Linked DNA regions of Homo sapiens: region 1 is linked to region 2. Evidence: chromatin contacts called from ENCODE Hi-C or POLR2A ChIA-PET data. All regions are on one chromosome and are shown on one strand. Each heading gives the region's core, a stretch centred on a gene start or an enhancer-like site at or near the end of the contact. The rest is flanking DNA. Distances are from core to core; before and after follow the strand shown. Region 1 overlaps LINC00598 (long intergenic non-protein coding RNA 598). Region 2 overlaps LOC124903162.

The links. Hi-C counts contacts between places; a loop is a spot of excess contacts on that map. ChIA-PET counts read pairs that join two places held with the same protein, here RNA polymerase II (POLR2A). Pooled maps may share reads with other maps.
Region 1: a loop to region 2 is called in a map of endothelial cell of umbilical vein, with 13 times the contacts of the local background. The contact joins two enhancer-like sites. A Hi-C loop is called at or near these places in 3 of 168 maps with a recorded cell type or tissue (endothelial cell of umbilical vein, heart right ventricle and vagina), 2 of 37 single-sample maps with no recorded cell type and 3 of 50 pooled maps. POLR2A ChIA-PET finds 5 or more read pairs at or near these places in 3 of 52 experiments (OCI-LY7, WTC11 and activated B cell).

The regions. Positions count from the first base shown.
Region 1 is chr13:40,444,017-40,447,291 of GRCh38, forward strand. The region is part of intron 6 of LINC00598 (long intergenic non-protein coding RNA 598); the gene reads right to left. Among named protein-coding and RNA genes, the nearest start is that of LINC00598, 35 kb to the right of the region's middle. RefSeq lists enhancers at 1,535-1,834, 1,644-2,249. Within about 2 kb of position 1,620, at least 13 of the 41 ENCODE cell types and tissues checked have a DNase peak (open chromatin) inside an H3K27ac peak, as active enhancers do; they include endothelial cell of umbilical vein, where a contact is called at or near this core.
Region 2 is chr13:40,081,387-40,085,122 of GRCh38, forward strand. It overlaps LOC124903162, which reads right to left. Exons shown (of 5, transcript XM_047430821.1): 5 at 1-930. The coding sequence ends at 865. Among named protein-coding and RNA genes, the nearest start is that of LINC00332, 99 kb to the right of the region's middle. Within about 2 kb of position 1,490, at least 2 of the 41 ENCODE cell types and tissues checked have a DNase peak (open chromatin) inside an H3K27ac peak, as active enhancers do; they include endothelial cell of umbilical vein, where a contact is called at or near this core.

The sequences.
Region 1 (3,275 bases), core at 370-2,869, 360 kb after region 2:
CCGTAGGACCATGTTCACGTTCAAAGATGGTTTTAGAACCAGCTGAAAATTTTGCTTTTGGCACCCTCAGTGAGAGCACGTTTAAATAATCTCTCATTAGTTGAAGCCTGAAACCATCAGGAAAAAAGCAGATTTTTGATAAAAATCCAATAATTAAACCTTGACACAGGCTCAGAAATTCCCAGGCCCAAGCCCTCTGTGTTTTATAACATTATTTCACGATGTGAAAGATACCATCTGAATAAATGCCTTCTGCTTCTACACTTTAACTTTTTGTCACTGATAAGTTCATTCAAAAAGCACAACAACTCTCTAAAGGTTGACTCTAATAATAAATGGATCTCTTTTCTCTTATCTCTTCTCCCCGTGTAATTGTGTGCTTCATTCTCGAGCTGTCTTCAACATGAATAACTCTACTTACTTCAGCAAAGGTCCCCAAACATCACTCCAGGAGGCTGGAGAAAGGTCATAAGTACCCTTCATTCCCAGACACTAATTTTTCTTTTCTTTCATATTAAAGAAAAAAAAAATCCCAGCTCGGGATTGTTCAGCCTCCAGATAAGAAGAAAAAAAGTGACTATTCATTACACATATCTAAATTTGGACTATAAATTTAATAATTGTAATGTTGTTTTTATTTTTAAGCTTTTTCTTGTCTGGGTCTAAATCCTAGGAGTGAGTTTGATATTTCAAATCCCTCAATTTCTAAAATCTCTACTGTCTTATTCCAAATCAAGTGTTCAAGTTAATTATATCCCCTAGCTCCCATTAAACAGGAGAAATTCTTCAGAGAGAGTGTTATTTGAATAAAACTTCTTGGAATTGTTTAGTTGGAAGTATTGTCCTGGGCCCCGTGAGAAGAGGCACATGCATGTTAGGAAATGTGGCTGTCCAGAGCTTATGTAATTATTCAGTAATCTGTATACCACATTACCAAAATGCCATATCTGCCTCAAAGGCTAACATGTGAAAGTTTAATCAGCACAGAAAATGGACTTTAAAAATTTCAACATAGATTCTGAGCAAGGTGAAGGGGACTGTGAAGACAGTGAATTCTAGATTCCTTCAACACTCCCATATGGGAAATCGAGTGGGATGGAGAAGACCTCATTTCAAAAGGAACGTTGTACATTTACTCACTGTTAAATATAAGGGCAGTTACTTCTATTCAAACTCAACAAAAGTTAAGTGTTTCTTGCCTTTAATCAATGAAATATATAAAAATAGAGATTTAGAGTTGCAGAACTTCAAGTGACAGAGACCACGGGGCATTGAGTTCAGAAGCCACTTCTGGGCCAGACGTCCCATCCCAGTGTCCCTGGGTGTGACCCCTGCTCTTCTGTGTAAATCCCTCCGGGAAAGATGACCTGACTCCACACTTGGACCCAGCCTGGCCCAGTGTGGGCATCACCTCTGGCCAGGAGAAGACTTAAGTGGTATAAACGGGGTGAGGGGCTCATCATAGAAGCTGTGGGGCAGGCCATGTGCAGTGGCTCACACCTGTAATCCCAGATTACAGGCTCATGAGGGCTGGTTACGTTTTCACTGATCCTGTTTAGACTTTGAGGAGAAAGGCATGCTTCACCAAGCACTACCTTGTGAGCAGCTGGGGGGAAGCCCTGACAAGTCTCACTTCCTTCCAGCAACAACTCTCCCACATTGTTCTCGCCATTGTCTACGCTTCCCCGTTGTTAGTCATTCTGTGAGTCAAGAGCTGGCCTCGGCCAGCTGCAGGCACGCTTGGCTGCCCCGCTGCATGAGGGGCCAATGTCACTCCCTCCCGGGCTCTACGAGGCCAGGTCTGCAGCCAGCAAGCCACAAGGGACCTCCCGAGCCACCTGTTATTGTGACCATGCGTGGCCCAGTTTGTTTTGATTAGAGCGTTCCAAAGAGGAAATAAAGCCTATATTTATATTTTTATTTTAAAAAGGCAGGGCCACTTGGGAGGCCAAGGCTGGTGGATCACCTGAGGTCAGGAGTTTGAGACCAGCCTGGCCATCATGGTGAAACCCCGTCTCTACTAAAAATAAAATAAAAAATTAGCCGGGCATGGTGGTGGGTGCCTGTAATCCCAGCTACTGGGGAGGCTTAAGCAGGAGAATCACTTGAACCCAGAAACTGAGGTTGCAGTGAGCCAAGATCACGCCACTGCACTCCAGCCTGGGTGACAGAACAAAACTCCGTCTCAGAAAAAAAAAAAAAGAGAAAGAAAGAAAGAAAGAAAGAAAGAAAGAAAGAAAGAAAGAAAGAAAGAAAGAAAGAAAGAAAGAAAGAAAAAAGGTAGGGCCACTTGCCCAGTGCCCTCTTGAATATTTGGAATTCACAGACCTCTTCCTCAAACCCATGGAGATTTGCATGAAGAGCACTTTGCCCATAGTAATGTGATCTCCCAGTTAAGGGAGGCAAAATATTGAGTTGGTTGGCAGCTTTTCCCAAGTTCCTCCATCAGCTGGGAGGGAATGATCTAAGAGGAACAGTGGGTAATTCAAATACCTTAGGGTATTCTACATAATGGAAGAGAAGAGAAAAACCAAACAAACTTTTGTGAGCACATGTAACACAGACATTCCAGGGCATTCATGAGTGGTGACGTTATGGGTTGAAGTGTGTCCCCGCCAAAAACATATGCTGGATGGAGTACTATCTCCCAGTACCTCAGAATGTGATCTTATTTGGAGATAAGATCTTTACAGAGGAAATCATTAGGGTAGGACCTAGTCCAATATGACCAGTGTCCTTATAAAAAAGGGAAATTTGGAAACACAGGGAGAACATCCTGTGAAGATGAGGGCAGAGATCTACAAGCCAAGAAATGCCAAAAATTGCAGCAAATCCCCAGGAGCTGGGAAAGAGGCATGGAACCGATTCTTCCTCACAGCCCTTAGAAGAAACCAACCCTGGCAGGGTGTGGTGGCTCATGCCTGTAATCCTAGCACTTTGGGAGGCTGAGGTGGGTGAAGCACTTGAGGTCAGGAGTTCAAGAGCAGCCTGGCCCACATGGTGGAACCCCGTCTCTACTAAAAATACAAAAATTAGTCAGGTGTGGTGGTGCATACCTGTAATCCCAGCTACTTGGGAGGCTGAGGCAGGAGAATCAGTTGAACCCAGGAGAAAGAGGTTGCAGGGAGCCAAAATCATGCCACTGCCCTCCAGCCTGGGCAACTGAGTGACAGAGTGACTTGATGAAGTGAGACTCCGTCAAGAAAGAGAAAGAAGAAGAAGACAGAAAGAAAGAAAGAAAGAAAGAAAGAAAGAAAGAAAGAAAGAAAGAAAGA
Region 2 (3,736 bases), core at 240-2,739:
AATCACGATGTCAGGAGATCAAGACGATCCTGACTAACACGGTGAAACCCCGTCTCTACTAAAAATACAAAAAAATTAGCCAGGCGTGGTGGCAGGCACCTGTAGTCCCAGCTACTCGGGAGGCTGAGGCAGGAGAATGGCGCTAACCCAGGAGGCGGAGCTTGCAGTGAGCCAAGATTGCGCCACTGCACTCCAACCTGGGCAACAGAGCAAGACTCCGTCTCAAAAAAAAAAAAAGATAAATTTCTTTTTGTAAAAAGAAGAAAAAATGCAAATGGCTAAGTGAGATTATACTATTCTTAACCCCTAAAAGTGTTCAGGTAGGTGTTTTTAGTTGAGAATGATTAAGTTGATAGCTAAGTGTGGGTTAGGATTGGGCAACATCTGCCCAGCAGGGCCAGCTGATTGTTGTTCTGAGAGACCACAGAGACCCTCGTGGGAACAGCATTTCTAACTTGATTTCTAGAATTTGTTGATGGCATAGTTTGGGATGGCAAAGGATGGGTAGGGTAAAAGCCAGAATTGGTGCTTATGGGCACAAGTCCCTAGTGGTTCTCCTCCAGGGCAAAGGGCAGATGTCTGAATGACCTGTGGCCAGAAATATGAGGTGATGCACACGCAGTTTCCAAGTGCTCCACACAGCATCATGCTGAATGCTCCTAAGAACTTTTCACGCCAGGAGCCACCATTCCTGTTGTGTAGGTGACTGAACTGAGGTGGAGGGGAGGTGACTTAGCCAGATCACAGTGAGGAAATGGACTGGAGGCTGGGCCACAGGGCTCCTGAGTTCACGCTTGTTTGCTTGTTTGTTTGTTGATGCTGGTGGTGGTGATGGTGGTGGTGTTCAAATGACATCAAAGCTCTTCATCCTTGATGTGAGTCCATCATCAAAATTTTGAAAAACACCAGACAGAAAAAGATTTTCTCTCCCTGCAAACATAAACACAGGAGTGATTTATAAAAAAATAAAATAAAAGACAAAACAAAGGTCAGAATTTTGTCCAGAATAGTCAGGCTATGGTGACATGAAACCAAGCAGCTGACTTACTAATACAATGGTGTATTTCAGAGGAGCATTTGGGTATGTTGACTACACAACTGAAAACACCTGGATATTTTGTTTTGAGATTAACTGCATGATATCGTCCATGTTGGTCAGGTATCCAGGAATGATTGATTGACACCCTCCCAAGTGAAGACACGGGGCAGTTGAGCACTCCCTGGGCAATTCAGCATCTCACAGAGTTCTGTTGTTATATCTGAAATCACTAGACTCTCCCACACAAAAGAATGGGCAATAAATCAAACCTTTCATACGTCTTCCTGGTACTGAAAAGCCCACTGCTATACTGCACAAGAAACATAGATTGTGGAATGTTTTTCGGTTGGCATAGGAACAGCCTTGGAAATGTTCAGACCAGAAGGGTCAGAATGTTAGGAAGTTTGCAGCAGGAAAAATTCCTGCTGTGACCATGATAAGTTAAATATCCTGACTAGACTCTCTCTTCTCTTTCTGGCACATGGCCTAGCCGAAAGAGCGCCTCGTGTGGTTCTGTAATAGTCACACAAAACAAAATGGACCGCATCCTCCCAAGGCACCCTTGCCCGCAGACCTTTCGAGGCCCTGAAGTGCCTGTATGGGAAACTGAGGCCCAGAAATATGGAGTGCAGGGTTAGTGAGCCTAGAGAGAACATGGAAGTGGGGATGGGACAAGTGCTGTGTGTGCACCATGACATATCACACTGAGTTCCCCTTCTCAGGCCCTGTGTCCGAAAGAGAGCAAGGAGTTTAGAGCTGGCTGAATCCCAACTTGCTGCTACTCCCTGCACTCTGATGATGACAGTGACCCTACCCTGGCACAAACCTCAAGTTTCCTTAGAACCCACTGGCAAGTGGCTCACCTCTTTAGGATGAAGTGAAGAGTATTTCAAATGTCTCTCTTCTCTTTCTCCCTGGAGGTCTGGGAGGGCGTAGGTGGGAAGGTAGGGGAGAGATGGGATAGAGAGGGGCACCAGTGAGGCAGCACAACAGTGGATGAAAGAGAATAAGCAAAAGCCCTCAAGCCCCAGTGTCTTAGAGGACTCTAAACACAGTAATTATACATGTCCATGCCACCTGCAGTCAACCTTTCACAATCTCCTGAACCTCTCTTGGAGCAAACACAGCTTGTGAAAATCTGGATGTTCATGGAAGAGAAATTATGGACTTATATTCCACTAGCAACGATGATACTTTGAAAGTACTCATAAATACCTTCATTAAATGGTCAGCTTTTTTTGTAGTACACTTTAAATATGACTTGATTTCTAAAAATGTGATTTTCCCATAGCTCTTTGAGACCACACCTATTGCATAAACTGAGTCATGCCTGCAATAAAGTCAAGGTTTCCAGAGAAGGACATTCTCCATTTCTTCCACCATTTACCCTAATACTTGGGATTAATGCAGAAGCAGTGAACACGAGAGCTAGGCTGAGCAGAGCAAAGACCTCTGCCTCAAGCCACAGTGGAACCGTTTTGAGCATTATTCTTTGCCAGATTTACAGGGTGACAATAAAGCTTTCTCTGGGCCAGAGTTGTCCTGTGCTAGCATAGAAGGCAGCCTCCCAAGTTACATGGAAAAGGGGGAGAGAGGAAAGAGAAAGTGAAATGGATGAGCTTCCTGATGACTTTATTTTCCATGGTTCTGGGTTTTATGGGGCCAAAGGGAATGGAGTGCATAAGCTATGAGTGAAATGAAGCAATCCAATTGCCTTTCTGACTATATGTTTTTAATCCTGTCTCTCAAGTAGCAGCCAGTTTAACCTTTGAGCATGCCTGTGCCCAATCTGAGTGTTACACTAAGAATCACTTGACTTGGCCCAAAGCTATTTACCGCATTAAAATCACAGTGAATTCTGTAGAAATGATCAGCCAGGAATGGGCTTAGAATCATGGAAACTGCTTCAAGCATAACAGCCACTCATTCAATCAACCAGTGTTTATTGAGCACCTACTGGGTGACATTTTCTACATCAGGCAGCAAGGAACCCACTATGAATATATCCTGGATCTTGGCCTTAAAGAGTCTACAATCAAGTCAGAAGACACATACATACCCACATGGCCCAGAGCTATGTGAGTAAGACTTAAAACGGGGGAATAAAGCAACATGAAGGTAAGGGCGGTCCCAGTGACCTGTAAGTGGGAGTTGCTCTGGTCAGGGGAGGATATCCCCAGAGGATGGTGCTTGATAGAGTGCTGATAATGAGCAGAAAGCGATGCGGTGCCCTCACCATCCTGATTCAGCCACTCCAATGACTCCAGAACCAGGAGTCCCTTCTTCAGGACATTTTTGCCTCGAGGAATTCTCAACCCAAAAAGCAATGGATTTTCTATCAGGAAGGCTGCCAACTTAATTTTTTCCATGAAAATATATACACTCACACACATGCATGCACTTGCCCTTCTCGGTCTTGTCAGATTGATGGCAATTATTTCTTTTGTTCTATCTTCCCAGGTCAGGGAGGCATTCAGATCTAAATTCCAAAGGTGAATAGAGAGCAAATGTACCTCATTTTTGTGATTTCAAGCACTCTTGGGAAAGATTTAGGGTAGTAAATGAATAACAATTAACAATATTTTCCCATCTGATTGGCAGATCATATGGTGTTTGCTCTTTAGAATTAATTTAGCTTTCTAGTAAGGTTATCTTGCACACTTTCCAGGGTCCCCTGATATAAATAGACTAAGGAGT